Regions from separate parts of the Homo sapiens genome. Here regions 1, 2, 4 and 5 are each linked to region 3. Evidence: chromatin loops called from intact Hi-C (ENCODE). Cell type or tissue: heart right ventricle. All regions are shown on one strand. Region 1 overlaps PALM2AKAP2 (PALM2 and AKAP2 fusion). Region 2 overlaps PALM2AKAP2 (PALM2 and AKAP2 fusion). Region 3 has its middle 63 kb from the start of MIR3927. Region 4 overlaps PALM2AKAP2 (PALM2 and AKAP2 fusion). Region 5 has its middle 130 kb from the start of MIR3927.

Region 1 (5,000 bases), 580 kb before region 3:
CTCAGTTTGCCCCGGTCTTACACTGGCCAGCTTTATTCATTTACCTCACCTGCTGGGGTCCTGAAACATTGGGGTTTGAGGCCTCCCAGACCTTAAGAAGTGTACACCAACAAAGGCAATGGAAAAGGTGCACACCAGCCTTGGGAATGAGGAGATTTTAGCTCTCGCAATGTCCTCCAAGAATCCTCAGGATGGAGAGATGAGGTCAGTGATTAATTCAACAGTGGTGTGGTGACTCTACGCACCCTCACCAAGACCATTTCCATCCCTCCCTCCCAAGAAATGCCTGGCCCTGGCTTCTGGCCCTTCATGGGGTGGGTTTATTGACACAGAGCCCCAAATGCACTTCTGAGAAGTATCTTCAAGTATAACAATTATGATTTTTCCAATTATGCCCTTTGTGGTTGATGCGGCTAAAACCTGTGAACAAGGAATGTGGATAAAACACACAAGATAAATGGGGCTTGCATGGCTCCGTTTGGGAGGGGAAAGGGCCATTTGACCTCTTCCAGTTCCAAGCCGAAGGGGACTCACCTTTCTTCATCTTACATCCCAGGCTTCTAACTTGGCAACTGCCTGATGTAGCAGGAATCACAAGTGAAGCCTGGTGTCCACATTTCCATATGGGCTGCTTAGCCCTTTACTGGCACAACCTCCTTCTGATGAGAGATACAAAGGCCTGGAGTCCAGGAAACCCAGGTTTTTAACTCCTGCTCTTCCAGTACTTGGCTACGTGACTGACTATAGATCATCGTTTCATATTCCCATTTCAATCGTGGGCTGATCACTTAAATTCTCCTAGCTTTAACTGCCATAGCGGTTAAATGGGAATTTTGGAAGAAGTTATCTTTGTGGTCTCTTCTAACTCAAACGTTTTGCTATTCTATCAAATATGTTTGGCAGGATACACCCTTCTTGATTTTTTTTAAGGTATTTAGCTGTTACACTTGGGGATTAGGTGGAAAATAGGTTTTAATATACAGAAAAGGGCACTGCATTTCATGGCCACATTACATTAATAACAGTGAAATTTGTTGCTTTGATCTAAATTACCCAGATAACTGAAAAGTCTTTTGATATTAACAGTACAATAATAAGTATTTCAAAATCTCCAAGTTCACTAGAAACAGTTCCTATTTTTTATTACGGAAATTAGGGAATGCTATAATGACCCCTATAAACATTATAAACATCACCCAGAGTAAACATTTATCAAGATTTTAGCATAATTGGCTCTTCCTTCCTTCCTTAGACTTGCTGAATTATTTTAAACCAATCCCAGACCTCAGGTCACCTCACTCCTGCACACTTAGTATGTATCTCTGAAAATTCCGATTGACTTTTTAATTGAAGGCTTAAGAAACAATATAGCACAGTGGTGAGCGTGTAAGCTCTGGAGCCAGCCGGTTTGGGCTTGAATCCATGACTTGGCAGCCAAATCACTTTGGGCAAGTTACTTACTCTTTTGATATCTTAGTTTCCTCATCAGTAAAATGGGTATGATGATAAGGGTACCTACCCTCAGATAGTTATTATGAGGACAAAGTTAATATTTATAAGGTTAATATTCAGAACAGAAAGCATCTAATGATTCTAGCTACCACTTAATTGGAATCTCAAAGAATAATGTGACTATAGGGTGAGATGAACAATTTCATGCATATTCTGCATAAAATTTTTGCATCTCTTCTGGGACCAGAAATAGACACCAATTACCAGGTTAATTTTCATCATTTTCCAGTTGACCTCTCAAGTGTCCAGATCACTTCCCACCAGCCACTCTTCCAGAGTTAAACACCTAGAAAGCACAGCCTATATTCATTGCTTCTAGCTTCTCCCTTTCACACACAGCACAGTGGAACTCCTGTTTATATTTCTGTGAAGGCCATTTTCACATACTGACTTAAATCTTATCTGGCTATTGAAGCTTTTGTCTTCTCAATTAAGCTATAATGTCATCCTGAGGACAGGGGGGTATGTTTCACCTGTCTATGAATCCCCTTAATTCATTTGAATGCAAACTCCATTAGGGTAGAGCCTTGCCTGTCTGATCATTGCCAGATCCCAGCAGTAGCTGTGGTACATGGCACGAGGTAGGCAATTCATGTTTGTTGAGTAATCAGTAAGTCCATTATGAAATATATATAACAACCACAAGTAAATGCTTATGGATTGGGACAGAATCTCCCATAGAGAATCAGAGGAAAGGGCTTAAATGCCTTCACCAAAATATATGAATTAAAACATTTTAGGCTTACAGAATCACAGACTCAATGGCTTTGGAGTAACAAGCGGATTTATATACCACTTCTTTTGTAGGCTTCATGTCATTTGAGCCTTGCAACAACCCTGGAATGTAGTTAGGGTGGATGTCGTGACACCTGGATGTCATGACCACAGAGGCTCAGATGCCAACTCCAGCCCAAGTTACATAAGACAGTGACAGTCACAGTCTGGAGCCCAAACCCAGTGTTGATGATGGCTGAATTAAATGATGGGATGTATGCAGAAAGAATGTTGTAAAGAGGGTGAAGGATTACTATAGAGAAGTGGACAGCCATTTAACATCAAAGACATTTCCTGCTTATTGATGATTTCATCCCTTGAGCAAGTTTTTCCAGTTCTAGCCACTAGAGGTCAGAGAAGTAGCAGGAAAGAAAGGCTGGCTTAGCAGTTCTGGAGCAGGGGCTTCCAGGAACAAGGGGGCTGAGAATGGTCGCTTTGGATAACTGAGCCCATGTTCTGGTTCTATCTACCCCCTTAGGAGAGGCTATCACAGGTCCCCAGAGAGAGAAGACACTATGCCTCATCCCCAGACTTCCGGCCATCATTCTGGTCAGTATCAAGGGAAGCTAGCTCAGCCAGGCTCCTCTGCTGGGCCCTGTGATCTCTGATGATCCTCCCCAAGTATGGTTCAAACCAGGCACCAGAATTCTGGGTGCCATCTTAGGAATCACACAGGCTGCCAAAAGGCTGGAGAGAAACCTGTTCCACACCTGACAACTTCCTCAGAGGTCCAGAGTTTGCAGCCAGAGGTCCTCTCCATTAGGACGGTGACAGCACTCCGGATGCTCTTCCCCCAATAGTGGACACTGCAGACAGCACCACTGTTTGGGTCTTGAAGATCATTAAATGAATGTGATGCAAATAGTCTGTGCCACAGGCCTGGGAGCTCAATCACATTCTTTTTCATGACCCCATAAGGCCCCTTGAAGTCCCTTGGCCAAGAGGACATGCCCCATTAGACTCCCCAAACCATGATGGTTATCTTTGGTGCTTCTTTTTCACTGATCCAGTGTGCATCTCACCCAGAACTTCCCCAGTAACCCCAGGTCCAGCTTTGCTTACTCCCTCAAACTTTGCTCTGCTATTGGTTTATTCACCTGTAATGATTCAATAGCTTGTGATGCCTGAAATCTGCCCCATTTTCAATGAGAACATCCTGCCATCCAGTTCCTCACCTGCACTGAACACTCTATAGAACACTTTTTTTTCTTTCATTTTTTTGAAATGGAGTCTTGCTCTGTTGCCCAGGCTGGAGTGCAGTGATCTGGGTTCATTGCAACCTCTGCCTCCCAGGTTCAAGCGATTCTCCTGCCTCAGCCTCCTGAGTAGCTGGGATTACAGGCACCCACCACTATGCCTGGCTAATTTTTGTATTTTTACTAGAGACAGGGTTTTACCATGTTGGCCAGGCTGGTCTCGAACTCCTGACCTCAAGTGATCAGTCTGTCTCAGCCACCCAAAGTGCTGGGATTACAGGCATGAGCCACTGTGCCCGGCCAGAACGGCTCTCTTGAAGGACATCGGTCACTATCCTTAAACAACAACATGAACACACAGTGCCATGTAGACCTCAGGGCAGGTCCGTATTGGTCTTGGCTGATGGCCAGCCCTGACATTTACAGAGCAGGGAACAGGTATAATGTGACCTCTATAAGGAACGTAAGGAACCACTACAACAATGTTAGACTGAAATTCCGAGTGGAGGATAGGAAACGTTTAAGTTTATTTCATAAACGTGATCATATTCAAACTATTCCATCTGGAGTAATTTTAGACTTAAGCCTTTGAAGGAGTTTGAGGGTAAGTGGCTTCACTTGGTTGACTCCAAAGATGTGTTTCTAACATTGTGTCCTGTGACCTTAGCTTTGTAGGATAGTTACTTGATGCCTCAAAGAAAAAAATCTTTGGTCAAATTAAGCTTGGGAAACTCTGGGTTAAAGAAAACAAGGAGGGAGAGAGGGATTTGTTTACCAGAGGACTTCTGGTTTTAGTGCTAATATGATTGTGAAGCTCTAATTCAGGAATGGGAGTGCAGCATTTCTTAAGTTTAGTTAACCAGAAAACCTCACTTCATAGAATCTATTAAGTGCCTCAAGAAAAAAAGCCAGGTGCAGAGGCTCATGCCTGTAATCCCAGCACTTCAGGAGGCTGAGGTCAGAGGATCACTTGAGCTCAGGAGTTTGAGACCAGCCTGGTTAACATAGTGAGACCTCATTTTAAAAGTAAGTAAATGAATACAGAAGGGGAAAAAAATTTTAAAGTAAGTAAATGAATACAGAAGGGGAAAAAAGAAGAAAAACAGTTTAGGAAATACTGTTGTCTAATGTACAGTAGTTAACCAGCTTCCAGGGAACTTTTCTGGCCCAAGTTCATTTAATAAGTAAGTATGGGCACACAGCTCATGTACAAGAACGTTCAGCACTGTGTTTTTTTTAACTACACCAAGATATCTTCCTATTGAAGAATGGTTAAGTTAGCTATGGCTCATTTAGGCAATGAAGTATTAGTTAGCCATTATAAATGATGTTTTAGACTCTCAAACTTAGAGGAATGGTTAAGGTCATGAGAAAATATTCAAACTATATTAAGAGAAAAAGCAGACTGCAGAAGTAGATATATTGCAGGAGTTCAAGAGTGCAGGCGGGAGAGCCAGACTGCCTGGGTTCAAATCCTAGTTCACCACTTCTTAACTGTGTGAAAGAAAGCAAAAGTGC
Region 2 (5,000 bases), 240 kb before region 3:
ACCTCCTTTACATAAGGTATGTGTAAGTCTATTTTCTTCATGTCAGTACATACTGATCTATTTTACTACTTGTAACTGCTGCATCATATTCCATACTCCGAACATATCATATTTAACCATTTTCCTGTTTTCCTATTGAATTGTTCCCAATTTTTCATGATTATAAACACCTTCTGGTCCTTGTTTCTTTGTGCTCATGCTCTCACTTCAATTTTAACATTTTAAAAAGCTTATTTTATGATGAGTGGTGATCTCACAATGCCAAACAGATCATGACAGTTTATTTCAACTCAGGGTGGCTGATCTTTGTATATGCAGTGCTATGGAGAAAGGAAAAAGAGCTTAATACATATAATACACACACACACACACACACACACACACATACACACACACACATAATTAGGCCTTTATTTACGTGTGTGTGTGTTCAAACCCTTGGCAGAGCTCAATGATGTATGCAGAAGGAGCAGCCACTGAAATGTGTGTTGTCTTGCATCCTGTGCTTCTGGGGGGCCACTCTGTCCATGATAAGGTAAAAGAAAATGATAAGGTAAAAGACATAAATGGACATATAAGATCATATTGGCCACGTCAAAATCTCATTCCCTAACCTGAGAACCTAGAAAAGAGTTATTGCTCTTCCCAGGTCTCCCTGCCACATAAGCAGCTAATGAGGCATTATAGAAACTTGGCAAGTCCTTCCGGAATCAATTTGGGTCTTTCAACTTTGTTGCTCGCCCCCTATCTTCATTTCTCATCTGGATTACACGAATGTAAAAGCCTTTGTGAAATTTCCTTTAAGATGAATTTTTAAATGTATTCTATGTCTTGAATAAATTTAGTTATGATTGAATAACTCAGAATTAAACTATGTTGGATAGAATATTACAACCCAATGTCAATTTGCCATCACCTATATTGCTCTAAAATAATTTTTCTTATAAGATGCTCTGCAGGAGTTTTCACCTGTGGGGGAAGGAGTCAAATATTTCAGCATTACTAATTCATCTGTTCGCCTCTCACTTCTAAAGCAAAATGTATTTTTTCTCAAATTGGGACTCTGCAAAGGATTTTTTTCCAATGGAAAGATGCCTTCGTGTCATTCTTAGTTTCTCCTTTTGACTGGTTACAAAAATGAACTTGTAACCTACATGGTCATTTCTATGGCAACTGGATGTTCCAAGTGAAATACTGAATTTGGAGTTCTCTGAAGAACTAGAAAGAAGAGAGTCTGTGCCACAGACAACATAAAAGCTCAAGTTTTAATGATATTACCAGGCCTGTCAATGTAGGTGTTCACTGGTACCTAAGTCTTATTTCGAAAGTACAGTGAAATAAAGTGTCAAAACCATGCCAGGCACGCCCGTAGTCCCAACTACTCAAGAGAAACCCTTAATCCCAGGAGTTTGAGTTCAGCCTGGGCAACACAGTGAGACTCCATCTCTAAAAATAAAAAGTATACATGGCTTAGCATTTTTGAGGTTTTTCCTTAAAAAGCAAATTTAGCAGGTAGTATGTTTAATGAAAAGTTTTTATGTTTTTTACCTTCTTATCAATACAGATACAGAAGCATCATAAAACCAATGTTTAGCTAAATGAATTTTTATAAGGCAAACACCTTTGTAATCACCACCCAGTTAAAAATAAATAGAAATTGCTAGCCACTTCCAGAAGCCTCTCCATGTGCCCCACGCCAATTTTAATCCCTCTTCTTCCACTCAAAAATAACCACAGCTTCAGTTTCCATGTTATTGATACCCATAGCTCCTATGTTTATAAGATGCTATGATTCAGTCATTTTTTTCACCATTAAAAGATTATTTGTATTCAAGGGCTGACTTGTCAAAAAAAAAGAGATTGTGTAGCAAGTACATTTTTCGAAAGGCTTATTTATACCTTTTCTGTTTCGCTGCTACCCAGATATAATAAATACATTCATTAGCGTACACTATTTTTAAATACCTTGCCTCATTCCAAAAATATGTGCGGGGTTGAACACATGCTAAGAAATTCCCTCCACTAGGAGGCGCTACATCCCTTATGTCCTCAGACAGCTGGGAAGACTGCGCTTAATGTAACTCAGTTATCAGCGCATTTCTATGAATGAAGTCACAGAGGAACATGTGGGAGATCCACTTAACGACTTCTTTACCTTGCTGCATATCACAAAAAGGCTCACTGGTTGCCAGAAGTCCTGGTGAGTGGCAGGTTCCAAGAGTGAACTGATATTTCAACAACTACTTTTCCACTAACAACCTAAATCCATGAAATTGAGGGAGGGGGCCAGGAACATTTGGAACAAAGGGGCCCTGTTTCCAAGCGTAAATAAAATACAGCTGGTTTACAGCTGTGCTACCTTCCTCGCTGCAAGTCAAGTCATAAAACAGAATGAAACTTTCAGTAGTCACCGCTGTGAGGTTAGGGAATTCTGAGCATCCCTCTGGGCTCTAAGGTGACCAACTATTTGCTTTCTGAATTTCGTTTTTCAACCCATAGACACTGTATGGCTCATCAGAGAGGCAGATTTCCACTGCAAATTTACACAAGCCTAGACTGTCTATTTTTACACAATTGTTTGTTGTTTGCTTTTGTTTTTCAGATCAAAAAAATCTGAGGAATAGAGCTATGAAGACATCTGAACTCTAATTATAGGGGTTTGAATTTTTTAGATTAGACGTGCTACCCTTGTGACTCACAGTGATGTGCATTTCCCTGGTCTGATCATTAGCATACCAGGCAGGCTCAGATGCCCAGCATGTATCACAGATAGTAGGACATCATGCATATGCATGGGAAACTCCTAGCTCAAAATTGGCCTCTGATCAGACCAAAAGGCCAGTAACTGTGTCCAAGTAGCAACTCAACATCCACAAAGTGCCAACTGGAATGTTTTCCCATTTTAAGTGGGCACGGCAATCTAGACATTAACCAATAGACTTATAAGAATAGCTTGTATTGATTAAAGAAGCTTTATAATACATATTTTATTCCTATCATTTTATGTGCCTAAGATTTATTCCTTAAAATACTGATTCACTGATTTAGAAAACTCGGTAGGGGTAAATAAATCTGGTTGAATAAAGTTGAAAATAGACTACATCCTATAGTTTTTAAAAAAATATTAGAAGAGTATTTGTACCGCCTCCAGACAAACTGGTAGTTGTCCGTTGCATTTCAGACTCAATGAATATGGGCTCTTAAGCCAGATGGCATTAGGATCAGGAAGTGGGTTTGGCACTTTTCTTTCTCCTTCATGTCATTTCCAGACCATGACTCCTCTGCCCTCATGGAAAAAGTCTCATCTGTTCCCTTGTTCCCTCTCTCCTTAACTCTGTCCCCAGCTGATCTTCTGGTCACTTCCGTACATCCACTGATGACTTCATTCCTTGGCTCACAGGAGCTATATGAAATCCCACCATCATCCGGGGTGACTTCAGTGTTTGTGTTCATGACTCATTCAACCCTATTCCCACAGTTTCCTGAAAACCTCAACTCTGATGACCTTGATCTTCACTCTCCTCAACGATCTGCACTCAGGGCTGAAATCTGGCCTCATCACTAAATGTGGAACTGTTTAGGTGCAGCGGCCCAGACTCCAACCACAGCCTCGCCTCTTTCCCTGTCTCTCACTGGCTTGTCCTCACACCTCTGCTCTTGGGTCTTTTCAAATCTTCTAATCTCCAGCTTCCTCTATCTTATCCCAGTCCATCATAGCCCTCCTGTCTTCATTTTTATGTCTTTTCGCCTAAGATCATGTGAACAATCCATTCCAATCACTGCACTGTCTTCCTATATCCTCAACAATCTTGCCTCCTCGTCCTTTGGCTACATCCAGGTATCTGGCAAAAATCCCAAATGAGAGCTAAGCACAGTCTCATTTCCCAAGATCAAACACCTACATAAGGTGCCCTGGAGTGTAGGAGAACGACACTACAAATCTGTGGTCTCCAACCTTATCTGAGCTCTCAACACTGTCCAGGGATCTTTGTACATGTTCCTTGTCAACTCTCTAGCTTCAGTTAAAGATACTTTCTCCCCAGGACAAGCCCATACTTAGCATAAATAGAACATCAATATCTTTTTTGTTTGTACATAAAAAGGCTAATAACCAGTACCTTGAATTCCATCATGCCCTGACCTCTCAGGGACCCCATACCATCATTTATCCTCCACTCACCTGCATTTCACCTCTTTCACTATTTTCTCCTAACTCCTTCACCTAAGAATTTAGACTTCCTCTTCTTAAAACAATCCATGCAAATCCTATGCCCTCTCTAGCTAAGACTTACTTCTCTTCTTTCCTTCACAGCCACACCACTTAGGGAGACAAAGACTTCATTTAATCCCCAACTTCCTCTCAGCTGAACTCCACACTCCACAACCTCACTGAACCTGCTTTTCCATTCTTGTGAGGGCCACCAGTTACCTTCTAGTTGGTATGTTCAATGGACACTTTTTAGAATGTGTACCATTGCCTGTCAGTGGCATTTGGCACCATGCATCACTCCCTCCTTCCTGGAAAGTTCTTTCATCTTCACCTACCCCCCTGTTTCTGTCTACCCTGACTCCCCTTCTGCTTCCCTGGCTTCCCTCAGCACAGTGAGTCACCAGGTTGACCTTATATTTTGCATTCTTTCCCTGGATAGCCTCATTCACATCCATGGCTAAAGTTACTATTTGATGCAGATTTACTGAAGTCCCCAAAACCAGATCTCCTTCCTGAATTCCATACCTACATGTTATTTCCTATCAGGCATCTCACATGTATATTCCGAAGGTATTATGATCTCAACATGTCCAAAATAAACTCATCACTTTTCCCCAAAATATGTCCCTCTTTCCATGTTCAACATCAACCATCCCCTTGTCTATGCTGGAAACATGGCTATCAACTTTATTTCTCCATACCTCTCACCCTTTACTCAATCAGTACCAAGTTCCAGCAATTCAACCACATAACTATCAAATCCATGCCTTCTTCACCATCTCCACAGCCA
Region 3 (5,000 bases):
TTGATTTGGTTCTTGTTGGTTAGTTGGTTGGTTTTCCAGAAAATGGAAAACATTTTAGCTCTTTTGGAATATTCCCTGTCACCAGTTTTTATTGTTATTGATTTTTAATTTTATTGCATTATGACCATGGAATATAGTTTGCCTGATGATACTGAATCTTTGGAATAAATTGGTGCCTTTTCTGTGACCTAGAACATGGCCAATTTTAATAAACATACAATGTGTGCCCAAAATGTATATATTCAATTTGTTGAATATAAAGTATGACATATATCTATTCTCTCAGGCTTATTAGTAATGTTATTTAATTCTTCTGTGTCTTTCTTTGCTTATTTTATGTCTGCTCTGTCCATTGGTATCCAAGAAAACTGTTAAAATTTCCAATTATCTTATTCAATATTGTATTCCCAGCACTTAGTACAGGTACTAAGTGCATTACAGTTTGTTATTGAATAAATGGAAATACTGCCCTGATGTATTTGATATCTAGGACTCACCTTATTAGAAACAAGTCATTTAGAAGCCAACTCAGCTTAGCTTTGATTCAACATGCCCTTGGCCACGCCCATGCCACTCTGCAAAGGGAGAAAGGTTACAGAGCAGATCCAGGCCAGGGCCTTGGAAAGGGCCCATGCAACGAGGGGCACTCACAGTTCTTTCATTTGTGAAAGTGCTTTCTCATGCCTTAGCTGTTTTGTGTTAGCTTCATGGCAGGACTACCAGGGAGGCAAATCGTATTTTATTATCCCAAATACACAGTTGAAAATCTAAAGGGCCACATCATGCTACAGGGTCACACAGTCAATGACAGAGAAGCAAGCAGAAGTCCCTTCACTGTTCTTAAAAAATTAGGCTGGGCATGGTGGCTCATGCCTCTAATTTCAGCACTTTGGGAGGCCGAGGAGGGTGGATCAGTTGAGGTCAGGAGTTCAAGATCAGCCTGGCCAACATGGTGAAACCCTATCTCTACTAAAAATACAAAAAAATAGCTGGGCGTGGTTGTGCATGCCTGTAATCCCAGCTACTAGGGAGGCTGAGGCCAGAGACTCGCTTGAACCCAGAAGATGAAGGTTGCAGTGACCCGAGATTGCACCACTGCACTCCAGCCTGGGCTGCAGAGTAAAACTCTGTCTCAAAAAAAAAAAATTAAAGGGCATCTTACTTTAAGAATTTGGTGATTTTCTCTTTAATTTATTATCAACGGGGTATGACAGGCTGGGCACAGTGGCTCACATCTGTAATCCCAGCCCTTTGGAAGGTTGAGGCAGGAGGATTGCTTGAGCCCAAGAGTTTGAGACCACCCTGGACAACACAGCAAGACCCCATCTCTACACAAATAAAAAAATTAACTGGGCATAGTGGCACACGCCTGTAGTCCCAGGTACTCGGGAAGCTGAGGCAGGAGGATACTTGAGCCTAGGAGTTTCAGGCTGCAGTGAGCTATGATCATGCCACTGAATACCAGTCTGGGTGACAGAGGAAGACCCTGTCTCAAACAAACAAAAAGAGTATGGTTAATCAATAACAAGTGTTGGCAAGGATATGGAGTAATTGGAACCCTCAGACATCACTGGTAGGAATGTAGAATGGTGCAGCCTTTGTGGAAGACAGTCTGGCAGTTCCTCAAAAAGCTAAACATAGGACCCAGCAATTCCACTATTAAATATATACTGAAGAGAACTAAAAACATATGCTTACAATAACTTGCATATGAACATTCGTAGCAGCTAAAAATGGAAACAACCCAAGTGTCCATCAACTGACGGAGAGACAAACAAAATGTGGTATATCTATACAATGGAATATTATTCAGACACAAAAAGGGGTGCAGCACTGATACATGCTACAACATGGATAAACTTTGAAAACACTGAACTCAGTGAAAGAAGCCAAACACAAAAAGGTCACATATTGTATTATTGCATTTATATGAAATGTCTGGAATGCGGAAATCTTTAAAAATAGAAAGTAGATCAATAATTGTTAAAGGCTTCAGGAGGGAGAATGGAGAGTTGCTGCTAATGAGTATGGGATTTCTTCTGGGGACTGTATTAGTCAGGTCTATCTAGAGAAACAGAACTAACAGAAGACAGATGATTGATTGATTGATAGAGATAGATAGGTAGATAGATAGATAGAGCAATTTATTATGTGAACTGGCTCATGCAATTATGGAGGCTGAGAAATCCCATAATATGCTGTCTGCAAGCTGGAGAACTGAGAAAGCCAGTGGTGTAATTATCCTAATTCTGAAGGCCTGAGAACCAGGAACTCAAACATCTAAGACCAGAAGATGGATATCCCAGCTCAAAAAGAGGGATGATAAAATATTCCGCAATTAGATAGCGGTGGTGGTTGCACAGCCTCGTAGTTATTCTGAAAATGTCGAAATTGCACATTATTGTTTGTGAATCATATCTCAATTTTTTAATGGTATGGCAAATCAATAATTCTGTATCACTCCTCTATATCCCAACAGAAAATTCCCTGGAAGCAACACAAAAGAGTGTAGACTTTGGGAAAAGATGGAGCATTTTTAAATTCTTCCCTTCCACTATGACCTCCAGAACCTGAGCATTTTATTTAACTTCTCTAAGCATCAGCTTTCTTACCTGTAAAATGAAGGCAAGATTACCTATCTTATAAAGTTGTTGTGAGGATTAAATGAAACCATCTAAGTAAAACAGCTAGTCCTCTACCACACATTTAATAGGTATGAATAAATGACTGCTCTTATCATTATGCTTTTATTATTACTATAATTATTTTCACATATTTCTGATCTTTCATATCTAATAACTTTAGTAATATTTTTATTTGACACTTCTAATCACAGAGGTATCAAATTTTCTTTTCTGTGAACATAATCTTGATGAATTCTTAGAAAATATGGCTTAAAGGAAAATCTATTTTTAGCACACTGAGACATCTACTGTGCCCCCTCCATGGAATAAATAATAATTAACAAAGCAGCTGCGGGGAAAAAAGCACATCCCATGAATTTATTCAATGCATTATGAATAGCAATAGAATTGTTTGCCCATTGCACCCCCTTGTGAGAGCTCAAGGTAACTACCTTTATTCAAGAGAGTAGGTGGTTTTGAGCCTTGCAATTCAAAGTTTGGTCCTTAGTTCAGCAGTATGGGCATCACATAAATGATTGTTAGAAACTTATTTACTTATTTTTCTCTCTTTAATTTTAGGTTATTTTAGGGTCAGGGGGTACATGTGCAGGTTTGTTACATTGGCAAATTGTGTGTTGCAGGGATTTGGTGTACAGATTATTGCATCACCCAGCTAATAAGCATGGTATCTGATAGGCAGTTTTTCATTCCTTACCCCCCTCCCACCTTCCATTCTCAAATAGGTCCCAGTGTCTATTGTTCCCTTCCTTGTGTCTACGTGTACTCAATGGTTAGCTCCCATTTATAATGAGAACATGTGGCATTTGGTTTTCTGTTCCTGTGTTAATTCACTTAGGGTAATGGCCTCCAGCTCCATCCATGTTGCTGCAAAGGACATGATCTCATTCTCTTTTATGGCTGCATCATATTCCATGGTGTATATGTACAACATTTTCTTTATTCAGTTCACCATTGATGGGCGTTTAGGTTGATTCCATGTCTTTGCTATTGTGAATATTGCTGCAATGCACATACATACGCATGTATGTGTCTTTATGATAGAATGATTTTTATTCCTTTGGGTATATACCCAGTAATGAGATTGCTGGGTCAAATAGTAGTTCTGTTTTAAGTACTTTCAGAAATATCCAAACTGCTTTCCACAGTGACTGAACTAATTTACACTCCCACCAGCAGTGTGTAAGCATTCCCTTTTCTCCACAACCTCTCCAGCATCTGTTACTTTTTGACTTTTTAATAAATAGCCATTCTGACTGCTGTGAGATGGTATCTCATGGTGGTTTTGACTTGCATTTCTCTGATGGTTAGTGATGTTGAGCATTTTATCATATGCTTGTTGGCCATGTGTATGTCTTCTTTTGAGAAGTGTCTGTTCACATCCTTTGCCCATTTTTTAATAGAGTTGTTTGCTTTTGCTTGTTAATTTGTTTAAGTTCCTCACAGATTTTGGACATTAGACCTTTGTTGGATGCATAATTTGCAAATATTTTCTCCCATTCTGTAGGTTGTCTGTTTACCCTGTTGATAGACTTTTGTTTGTGTTTGTGGTGCAGGAGCTCTTTAGTTCAGTTAGATCCCATTTGTCAATTTCTGGTTTTGTTGCGATTGCTTTTGGCATCTCCGTCATGAAATCTTTGCCAGGGCCTACGTCCAAAATGATATTTCTTAGGTTTTCTTCTAGGGTTTTTATGGTTTTGGGTTTTACATTTGTCTTTAATCCATCTTGAATTAATTTTTGTATATGTTGTAAGGAAGAGGTCAAGTTTCAACCTTCTGCATATGGTTGGCCAGTTATCCCAGCACCATTTATGAATAAGGATTCCTTTCCTTGTTGCTTGTTTTGTCAAGTTTGTTGAATATCAGATAGTTGTAGGTGTACAGTCTTATTTCTGGGTTCTGTATTCTGTTCCATTGGTCTATGTGTCTGTTTTTGTACCAATACCATGCTGTTTTGGTTACTGTAACCCTGTAGTAGAGTTCAAAGTTGGGTAGTGTGATGCCTCCAGCTTTGTTCTTTTTGCTTATTATTGCCTTGGCTATTTGGGCTCTTTTTTGGTTCCCTATGAATTTCAAAATAGTTTTTTCTAGTTTTGGGAAGAATCTCAATGGTAGTTTAATAGGAATAGCATTGAATCTATAACTTGCTTTGGGCAGTATGGCTATTTTAACAATATTGATTCTTCCTATCCATGAGCATGGAATGTTTTTCTATTTGTGTCATCTCTGATTTCTTTCAGCAGCATTTTGTAATTCTCATTGTAGAGACCTTTCACCTCCCTCATTAGGTATATTCCTAGGTACTTTGTTTTTGTGTATGACTATTGTGAATGCAATAGTCATGAATTGCATTCTTGA
Region 4 (5,000 bases), 330 kb before region 3:
TGAAACCCCGTCTCTACGGAAAATACAAAAATTAGCCAGGCATGGTGGCACAGGCCTATAATCCCAGCTACTGGGGAGGCTGAGGCAGGAGAATTGCTTGAACCCAGGAGTTGGAGGTTGCAGTGAGCCGAGATTGCACCACTGCACTCCAGCCTGGGTGACAGAGCAAGATTCCATCCCCCCTACCCCCGCAAAATTGTAAAACTATGACCAGAAGTAGATTGAGGTTGCCCAGTGACTAGAGATTGGCTGGGGTTGGTGGGAGCCCTGGATTTTCCTCTTCTTTCCAGCCCACCTCTCAGCCACTTCCATGTGATGGCCCAGCTGTCCCAGGCACCACGGGGCACCTCTTCTTGAGGAAAAGAAGGAAATGCAACGTAAACTGACCATTTCTTCTCTTTTTTGTAAAAAAGTTTATTTGTTTATTTATTTTTAGTAGAGACAGGGTTTCGCTATGTTTCCCAGGCTGGTCTTGAACTCCTGGCCTCAAGTGATCCTCCCACCTCAGCCTCCCAAAATGCTGGGATTACAGGAACCTGCCACCATCCCTGGCCTGACTGTTTCTTCTCCCTGTGATCATTTATGGTAACGTGTTGGCCAAGGCATGAATTTGAAGCTTGAGGCCCTAATTTAAGATGTCCCAGGGACTGAACTGATATCATCTGAAGTCCAAGGACAGCCTGGCCCCTTAACCTACTGAGCTGCATTACTGCCCTCACCCGGCTGCAGCAAAACGGGGCTTGGGGTAGCCGACTGAAGGATGGTCATGGAGTTTGAGAAATGCTGAAACTTTTCTCCTGTATGGCTGAGAAACTGAGTCAGCATCTAACGCTGCATCCTGCATGTGCTGCGGGTAGATCGCCACCCTGCACTGTTGGTTTCTCACGGGCACAGTCGTTGCATTCTCTCTGGCATCTCTCTGCCTTTTTCCTGTCTTAGATAAAATAGAGACATTTTGCCTTACAAATGGCAGTGAGAAGGGCCTTTGGGGCCCTTTTCTGGTGGTACAGATGGTGTTGAGGCAGAAGTATCTGTATCCTGGCCCTGGCTCATGCGTGCCCCCTGGGAGGCTGGACAGGGACAATGGCCTCGATGGCTGAGTCCACCTGGCCTGAGTGCAGAGAACACTGAGCTTCAGGTGTTGAGTGGGTAGGTCACTGTCCCAGTACATTTATTATGGGAGTTGGAGACAAAAACTTTAGGAACTAAAACTAAAGTTTAAAATATTCTTTGGTGAACTTTATCCCTATAGACTTAACAGCCCTAATTCTATTTTACAACAGCTATTATGTCGAGAATGATGCAGATTTCTCAGTTTTCAAATCCAAAATGTTCTGTGAGGGTAGAATTTTCCTTACACCCAGGAGACTGCAAATTGGAACCTCCAGATACAAAATGATTCACACGCAGGGATCAAAGCCTGAGGGGTAAAGCAAATTTCCTTAAGCCAAATTTTAAAAGCCCTTTTACAGCACAGAAGTGGCTTGCATAACGTCCAAAGAAAAACAATGCCACTTAAAATCCACCCAGAGACTTATGCTTTTAATTAAAGCCCTCTGTCACAGAGATGATCTGATAGTCCACTTGAAATGTGAACTCTTGGATACAGAGATAGTACATCGTGCTCCAGAATAATAATTTTAAAAAACAGCCTGCCTCTTCCCGCTGGCTTGGCTTATGTGAAATCAGCACCGGCCACCTCTGTGTTCAGCAGAGGTCCCACCCCTGAAGTTGTCCTACCACATCCATCATTTCTAAATCCTGAGACTAAGGGAGAATTACCTGCTGAAAGCACACAGCAACTTCCCTGGAACCCTCAGCTATAAGAGAGTTCAAGACAGACTAGATTTGTTTTAGAAATAGTACAGGCATCTCGGTATGAGACGTCTCATGCAGAGGCAATGACCTGGGACCTGCATAAATGTTTTCATGTGAATGAATGAATGATCACAAGCCTCCTGAGCACATAAGAAAATTATATTCCCATGAAACCCAAGTCATAATAATAATAACAACATTTGTGTAATGCTTTAGAGTTTACAACATCCTTTCACAGCAATTAGGGATTATTTTATTCCCATGTTATAGGTAAGAAAATTGACAGGAAGGCAAAAGGGAATCTAAACACCTTTCATGCTGCAATCTGATTTTCTCCTCAATCTATAAAATGGTTATAATGATGCATATGGAATACCTACATCAAAGTTATGAAGCTTAAATGAGCTAATGTTTAAAATACCTCAGAACACTGCCCGCCTCCATGGAGCAAGTACTATTCAAATGTTTGTGCTTCCTTTCTCTTCCAGTGCTTTAAAAAAATTTAATTTAGAAACAAGTCTGTTAAATACAGCATTTATAAGATAAACCAAAGCATACTATTTAATAGAATAAATTCAAATTCATCTTAATATGTGCTTTGTGGCCCACAATATTCAGGAATATCTGTAGATTCTGATGTTAAACTGATTTTCCAGAGAATGAGAATACATTCTATCATTTGAATGCCAGAAGGAAAACTAAAGTGTTGATTATTGGCTTCAAGGATGGTAAAAGTTAAGATTGTGTATGCACATGTGTGTCTACATGTAAAAAAAAAAAAAAAAATCCAGAAAATCTGATGCAAGTTCGCTATGTGGGAGCGGCTTATGTGCACATGGAGGGCCATCTAGTGGCAGGTGAAGTCATAGTTCCCTAACTGAGGTAGCACATGTGGGAATTTAGGTAAAGCTGGGAGGAGACAGCTGTGATTCTGCTGATTTGGTATTGTGTACTTAGGAGGAGAAAGTTCATTAAATGTCCACAACACTGAACTCCTTGTTCCCTTGTTGTTTTCAAAGGAACAGTGCACTTGCCCTTAATGCTGTGTGCAAAAATATCCAGCTAAGCCATGTAACCCAGGAACAGGGAGAAAAAGTGGTTGGGAAGGTCCAGGGATTCGGGCCTTCTAGAAGTAGTGGGCCTATGTGAACCATCTTCATTGAGATCATCACTTTAGAGGGGGCACCTAATAAATGGGTTGCAGTAAGTGTCCCCAAAGATCAATTATGAACAACCCAACCAGTGGCCCTGTGGTCCAGTATGGCCAACCCCTCCCGGTACGCATATCCTCCCTGCCACCAAAGGCCAGTCTCGGTGCTGATGTGAACCCCAAGGCTCATGGCTCTCCTGCTTCTGAAAAGCAGCAGCAAGACCCCGCACAGCATGCTCCTGCAAAGTGCTCTTCCTCCCTGCGGCTGGCTCACCATGCTTCTCCGGCATGTGTGTCCCAGGCCCTTTGCTCAAGAGCAGCTCTTTCACCCGTGCATCTGGTAACCCAGTGACCTGGGCCAGGAGTGATATCTGGCTCATGAGCTCAAGCAGAAAAAGGTGTCCATGAAATCTCTGAGGCTCCAGAGACTGGGGCCTCTGTCATCTCAGCAATGCCAGAAACCAACACAAGGACCTACATAAAGTAGACCTGGGTATCTGTGGGACTGAGTGAGAACTGAGTAGGGACCGGCACTTATGGGCATGCACACTTGCTCCTTCATGTTCTCTTCTCACTTGGACCAGAAGGGCATAGATGTGTTCCACATGGACAGGGAATTCCTCCCAGAGCAGGCGTCGGTCATATGTATCTTTGGATTTCCAAAGTCCAAGCAGGGCCAAGGGCACAGTAAATGTCTGGAAACTGACAGTTAGACTCTGTCATGTGGCCATGAGGTCCTCTACTCTAAAAGCTAACTGAGAAGTGGCCAAGGCACTGAATACATTCATCAATGCATTCCACCTTTCAACGCATTGAATTCAACAGAAGTAGCACTTACAAAAGAAGTCAATGCTGACACATCTCACCTAACAAAGTGCCACTAGAAGGGCTTCCTGGAGTATCCAGCTACTTTTACTTCATTACAATGATGGCTCACTGTATGGCCTTTCAGGGGCTCAGTAAATTGAGGGATGGCTGAATTGACGTCATAATGAAAGAATGCTGCTGTTCTGATTATATCCCTCCCATGCTCCCATGGAGGCTCTGCCTCTGGCCAGAGAGAAACGGGAGCCACAGAGGACAAGCTCTCTGATGCTGTAAGGAGAGAAAGATGAAAGGGTGCTATAGAAGCTGGGAACTCACTATGCGCTAGGCACTGATGAGACACTTTACATATATTAACTTGATTAAGATTTACAACAGCCAAATGAGATACATATCATTGATTCCCACTTTGCAGATGGGTGAAGTAGCTTGCCCAAGGTCCCATGTAGTTAATGAGATGTGAGGCTGAGATTCAGATGAGGTCAGTCTGATACTGAAAAACGTACCCTTTTCGCTGCATCTGTAATAAGATCCTGCTCAGTCTTTGGGAACCCTGGGGAAAGAGAAACCCTAATCTGTGATAGAACTCTATTCAGATCCAAGATATTGCTGATATTTAAAAAAAGAAAAAGAAAAGGAGACAGCGGATGCAGCAATGCTTCTCCCTGCAACTCTCCAGAGCCGTGCGCTGCTTCTGTCTGATTCTTTCTCTGGCCCAGCCACGATGATCTTGGGATTTTTGAATGACTTGTTTTATTTGCTTTCTGGTGTTCTCATCCATCCTCTATTGGTAGATTGTCTTCCTCAGTCTTGCCAAATTCAACCAAAATGAGTGGCCTGCCCAGCTGGTTCCCAGTCTGCCCTTGACTTCTCTACCTCCTGCCTTGCTCTAATTGTGACATTGAACCAGCATCCTAACCTCACAACGGCCTTTATTATACCTCTGAAACTTCTAATAGTGTTCTGTGGCCTCTGGGATAAATTCTAAGTCCCTCCACTTAGCATTCAGAGGCCCCTGTGAGCTGTTTCCAATCTGCTATTCTGACTCTTCTCCAGAACTGCTTCTGTGGTTAGGCCTGAGATTATCCCATCTTCAAAGAGACAGAAGATCCTGCGAAGAACCTCCCTTTGGCTGGCCATGCCTGGACTGTTTCTCCTAATGGACAGAGTGACTCAGTGAAAGCAGGAATCAACTGTGTCCTCCCTG
Region 5 (5,000 bases), 66 kb before region 3:
TAAGAAAATGACAGTGAGGAACAAGAATGAAGTGTGCATCAGGCCGAGTCTGTTCCGTATATCCAAGCCTGCTGTGGCTTCTTGCTAGTTCTCACATCAACAGTGGTATCTTGGGAATTATGTTACTCTCAATTGCCCTTCAGGCATTGTCTTTCCCTTTCTTTCCTTCCTTCCCTCCCTCACTCCCTCCCTCCCCCTCTTTCTTTCTTTCTTTCTCTTTCTTTCTTTCTCTTTTTCTTCTTCCTTCCTTCCTTCCTTTCTTTCTTTTTTTGAGATGAGGTTTTGCTCTGTCACCCAGTGCAGTGGTGCAATTATAGCTCAGCGCATTCTCAAACTCCTGGGCTCATCAAGACTTCCTACCACCTCTGTCCTCAAAGCACTGAGATTGCAGTCATGAACCACCACACCATGTATTTCTTTATAAATTAAAAAAAAAAAAAAAAGACTGGGCATGGTGGCTCACACCTATAATCCCAGCAAGACCGGGGCAGGAGGATTGCTTGAGCCCAGGAGTTCAAGACTAGCCTGAGCAACATAGGACAATCCCGTCTGTATGAAAAATTAAAAATTAGCTGGGCATGGTTGTGCATGCCTGTAGTCCCATCAGAAGGCTGAGGTGGGAGGATTGTTTGAGCCCAGGAGGTCAATACTGCAGTGAGCCATGATAGCGCCATTGCACTCCAGCCTGGGTGACAGAGTGAGACCCTGTCTAAAATGAAGAATAGCTTGGTGCCAATCCGAAACCCCAATAAATGCTGTAGACTGTAGTATTAGGTTGGTGCAACAGTAATTTGCGGTTTTTGCCGTTGAAAGTAATGGCAAAAACTGCAATTACTGTTGCACCAACCTAATAATAATAGATAATATTCATAGATAATAGATGATATTTATTGAGCTTATTTTATGCCAGGCTCTGTTCTAAGAACCTTATATGTGTATGTATCAATTTACATCATTAACTTCCTTAATGTTCACAAAAAGTACATGAAATAGTTACTATTATTATTCCCATTTTCCAGATGGGGAAAATGAGGCCCAGGGAGATTAACATCATTCAGCAAAGTGTCAGAAGCCTCAAACCAGCCAATCTGACTCTAGAGCCCAGCTCTTAAACATGACACTAGTTCCTTAAATTTGTACATATCTTACAATTTACAAAGCCCTTTGGAAGAGATACAGATATTACATGATCCTCTCAATAATGCTTCAAAGTGAGTAAGGAACATCTTTGTTTCCATTGCAGAGATAGGGAAACTGAGGCTCAGAGACATTCAATTGCTGGAGTAGGAAATCAATAACAGCAGTATCAGGCTAGGTGGGGCCTGAAATCCATGACTGTGACTCCTACAATGCTACACCATCTCTCACTTCTGCTTTAGCAGCCTTTCTGAGGATTAAATTGCATCTACACAATCAGATACGCAGAGGGATAAAGGCTGCATCTAAGGTTTCTTGGGTTTGGTACGAAGGTCCTGATGTCTGAAAACATGACTTTATCTCTAACTTGAAATATGATTTCAGACGGCCTCAATGTCAAGGAGTAGTGTGGGAAGAGAACGGAAGAGGAGAAGCTGACCAAGTGAGCGGGATCTAATAGCTGGCTCCAAAAATGACCCTTCCTTGGAGTGGCTGGCTGTCGCCTGTCAGAGTGGTCCTGCTGTGGCAGCAGCTCGAGAGAGTGTCCAAAAAGCAATGTAGGGATGCAAACACAGAGAAGAGAGGAATCCTAGACCAGACCCACAACCGGAGCCCTTTATTTAATGTCTTTTCTGGTTAATGCCTCTCTTGTCTTCCCCACCCATCCATGCCGTATTCACGGTGCCAAACGTTGTAATTCCACTCCGGGCTGCCGCCAATATGTTTGTCTTATTTCTCCAATACCCCAGGAACAAATCAATTCTTTTGGGTCTTCTGATGGTTTCTAGTAGCCAGGACATTGCAGCCCTGGCTCATATTACCCACTAACTCATCCTTCCATTACACGCTTCACACTGAACCGCGTTTGCTTCCGATCCGCAGTGACCCCCTCCCTCTTTTTTTAACTGCAGTCCAATAATGCTGACATGGTTAGGAATCGGAAGTCATGGCTATTGCGGCCAACTCCCCGATAAGCGGAAGCTTGGGGCAGAGATAGGAAAGCCTAGAATATGCCTCCGTCCTTAGCAACATCATCTACTCCCCTCACTCGCCCCCCAGGCCCTGCTAGCCAAGGGGCAGCCGCAAAAACCACGCCACCCGGGGCTCCCACCCCTTGCCTCCTGCCGCCGCGGCGGCTGCTATAGAAACACCAGGCGTACACACGGGGCTGAAATTAAACACCCATCCTGGACGCGGACCCGAGCGGGATCTGCCTGCCGCCGCGGTCACCATGGCAACATGCCGAGAGGAGAGCAGCTGGCGGCGCGGCTCGGGGATACTCACTCCATCGCGGGGCTCCGCGGCCGGGTGCGCTGCTGCGGGGCTCACCGGCGCTGCTCGCCTCTCCCGGAGCCGAGTGCACTGGCCGCGCCGCGCGCGAGGTGGAGCTGGGAGCCGTCTCCCCTCCCCACCCGCACCCCCTCCTCCCCTGGAGGGTTGAAAGTGAATGCTCAGGCTCTCTCAGCTCCCAGCCTGCGAATAAAACGGGAAGCAATTGGATAATGTTGTTCGCTGGGCGCTAGACAAGACACCCCACTTCAGGGTTTCGGGGAGGGAGCGCGCTGGCAGCTGGCGTCGGGTGAGGTGCCCACCAGCGCGCAGTGCCGTGCGCCCTAGGCGCCAGGTGCGCCGGCGGCTCCCCTGGGACTGGCGGCGCGGCGCGGAGCCTGGGGAGAAGGGTGGGTGGGGGAGCAGGGCGGCTGCGGCTGGTGGCACAGCCCAGAGGGCATAGGCAAACGGTTGAGTCATTGGCAAGGTGGCAGCTCTCGCCGCTTAGAAGTTGCAAGAAGCGTCTGGCCTCTGCAAGCAGCAAGGACTGCCCCCAGTGGGCTGGGCATGGGTTCAGAAACGCCATTGTGCCGGCCGGGCGAGATCCCTCTGAGTTTCCCAAGCAAAACTCCAGCTATCTTGAAGCGCCTTAATGCGGCGTTTCACCACCTTGGCGACCCCATGCCCCTTTCCGTTTCACTCCAAATTCTGCGTGTTCCCGCCTGCCAGGAAGACATTGTCCAGGGTCAGTTTCCCTAGTCTGCTATTTGAAAACAATAGCTATATTGACTATGGTTTCCCAAATTACCACGGCCCCGGCCCCGCGGTAATAAGCCACCTGGAGTACGCACACCCTGCCTCCACCCCCTCTGAGAATCCTCTACTCCTAACGGTTTCCAGAGCAGGGACCTGGTTGTCATCCAGGTGTCCTGCACCTGCTACAATACAGAGTAGATGGGACAGCTTCAGGCTTTTCTTCTATCTTGCAGCCGGGTCCCTCTGTGAGTCGGTGTCTGCCAGGTGCTGAAAACGCAGCACCAAGCATAAGCATAGCCATCACAGTCCCTGCCCTGCAGGAGCTCACGGGTTAAAGTAGAAAGGCAAAGCACAGATAAAGACAAAAATAAACATATCGTCACAGGCTGAAAATATTGCTATAAAAATTAAGTAATTAGATGCTGTGATGAATGTTCTAGAATTAATTTTTGGTGATGATTGTGCAACTGAACATACTGAAAGCTATTGAATTATACACTCTGGGTGAATTTTGTGGTCTATGAATTATGTCTTAATAAAGACGTGTTTTTTTAAAAAAATGCTTTGATGGAGAATAAAAGGGAAGTGGATGTGCCTAGGTAGGTGTTCAGGGAAAGCCTTCCTGAGGGACTGGGGTTGAAAGGGGAGAGGGCTCAGATATGCAAGCCACAGGGCTAGGGCTTTCCTGCCAGTCAACTCTGTATGGTGGCTCTAGATGGGAGACTGCTCCATATGTCAAGGGGCTGGGAAGAGAACCGTGCAAAATGTTCTCAGTGGATTCACTGCTCCTCGTTTTCCTCAGGAGAGTGAGATGCAAAGTCAAACCCAGTGAAGATTCAAAGAGCTGTTTTGTGGAAGGAAATTCTGTATCAACTCCAGGTTTCCCTTCACAGAGAAATTCTATGTGAATTCGGAGATCATAAAACCCTCCCCCAGTCCATGTCCCTTTCCAGTTGCATATAGGATTAAGTTCATGTGTGAATAATTAAGAGGCTTAAACAGGAAAAAGATGTGCTTTTGTGTCTTAAAAGTTCAGAGATAAGCTGTCCTGGGCCAGTTTATCAGCTCAACTCCTGAAAGAGCAAAGAGATCCAGGCTCCTACAAAACATTGCTCTATCATATGTGGTCTCCCTTCCTAAAATTGTTTCATGGTCCAAGTTGGCTGCTCTGGCTCTAGCCCTTATGTCTGCATTCCAGCCAACATAAATGTGGAAAGAGGAAAGAAAAGTAGGTAAAGGAAGCACGCCTGATGCCTCTTAAGAAAGGCTCCCAGAAGCTGCCTCAGGACACTTAGATCTCCTTGGCCAGAATTCAGTCACATGGCTACATTCAGTTTCCAGGGAGAGTAGACAAAGAAGTCTTTACTCTGCATAGTCATGAGCCTATCCAAAAGTTGAGACCTCCATTCCCATGTAAGAAGGGGAAAATTGGTATGGGGGACAGACAACCAGTAATCTTTGCCATTCTCCTCAATGCTTAGCGTTCTGGCTTCTGCCTCCCCCATGCCGCTGCCACTGCTCCCTGTAAAGTCCCCAATGCCAAATGGATATGTCTCAGTCCTCTTCTTATGTCATTTTAAAGCTGTGTTGAACATTTTAACAGCTCCCTTTTGTTTTTGATTTTTTTACTTGAAGTCAGGTTTATTCAGGTATAATTTATAGGCAGTGGAATTCACCCTTTGTAGGTGTACAGGCCTATGAGTTTAGATACATTATGCAATCATGTAACTACCACCATAGTCAATATATTACATGACCATCACCCCCAAACAGTTCTTTTAAGTCCCTTCATAGTCAATCCACTCCTCCTAACTCCAGCCTCTGGCAACCACTGGTCT

The links. Hi-C counts contacts between places; a loop is a spot of excess contacts. Peaks named below come from ENCODE experiments on the same cell type or tissue, not always from the same donor. Only the 100,000 strongest peaks of a DNase experiment are listed, where the experiment ranks them.
Region 1: a loop joins it to region 3, with 5 times the contacts of the local background. A loop is called at or near these places in 41 of 110 quality-filtered maps.
Region 2: a loop joins it to region 3, with 10 times the contacts of the local background. A loop is called at or near these places in 77 of 110 quality-filtered maps.
Region 4: a loop joins it to region 3, with 6 times the contacts of the local background. A loop is called at or near these places in 20 of 110 quality-filtered maps.
Region 5: it touches region 3 in a loop (3-fold over the local background); 51 of 110 quality-filtered maps call a loop at or near these places.

Annotation. Positions count from the first base shown.
Region 1 is chr9:110,150,739-110,155,738 of GRCh38, reverse strand. All of the region lies in intron 8 of PALM2AKAP2 (PALM2 and AKAP2 fusion), which reads right to left. LOC124902244 (a long non-coding RNA gene) reads right to left here. Exons shown (of 2, transcript XR_007061727.1): 1 at 1,986-5,000; 2 at 1-659. Among named protein-coding and RNA genes, the nearest start is that of C9orf152, 55 kb to the left of the region's middle. In heart right ventricle, CTCF peaks have their summits at 2,436 and 2,636 (motif pointing right); no DNase peak of the experiment used is centred here; H3K27ac peaks cover 2,637 bases.
Region 2 is chr9:109,815,091-109,820,090 of GRCh38, reverse strand. The region is part of intron 1 of PALM2AKAP2 (PALM2 and AKAP2 fusion); the gene reads right to left. Among named protein-coding and RNA genes, the nearest start is that of PALM2AKAP2, 37 kb to the right of the region's middle. RefSeq lists an enhancer at 2,694-3,893. In heart right ventricle, CTCF peaks have their summits at 1,813 and 2,019 (motif pointing right); DNase peaks (open chromatin) are centred at 2,030 and 3,417; H3K4me3 peaks cover 407 bases; H3K27ac peaks cover 3,735 bases.
Region 3 is chr9:109,572,541-109,577,540 of GRCh38, reverse strand. No RefSeq gene overlaps it. Among named protein-coding and RNA genes, the nearest start is that of MIR3927, 63 kb to the right of the region's middle. In heart right ventricle, CTCF peaks have their summits at 2,856 and 3,061; no DNase peak of the experiment used is centred here.
Region 4 is chr9:109,901,397-109,906,396 of GRCh38, reverse strand. All of the region lies in intron 3 of PALM2AKAP2 (PALM2 and AKAP2 fusion), which reads right to left. Among named protein-coding and RNA genes, the nearest start is that of PALM2AKAP2, 120 kb to the right of the region's middle. In heart right ventricle, CTCF peaks have their summits at 2,466 and 2,676 (motif pointing left); a DNase peak (open chromatin) is centred at 2,666; H3K27ac peaks cover 3,015 bases.
Region 5 is chr9:109,638,288-109,643,287 of GRCh38, reverse strand. It overlaps a transcript of PALM2AKAP2 not described here. Among named protein-coding and RNA genes, the nearest start is that of MIR3927, 130 kb to the right of the region's middle. In heart right ventricle, no CTCF peak of the experiment used is centred here; DNase peaks (open chromatin) are centred at 2,377 and 2,942; H3K4me3 peaks cover 1,904 bases; H3K27ac peaks cover 1,002 bases; H3K27me3 peaks cover 1,301 bases.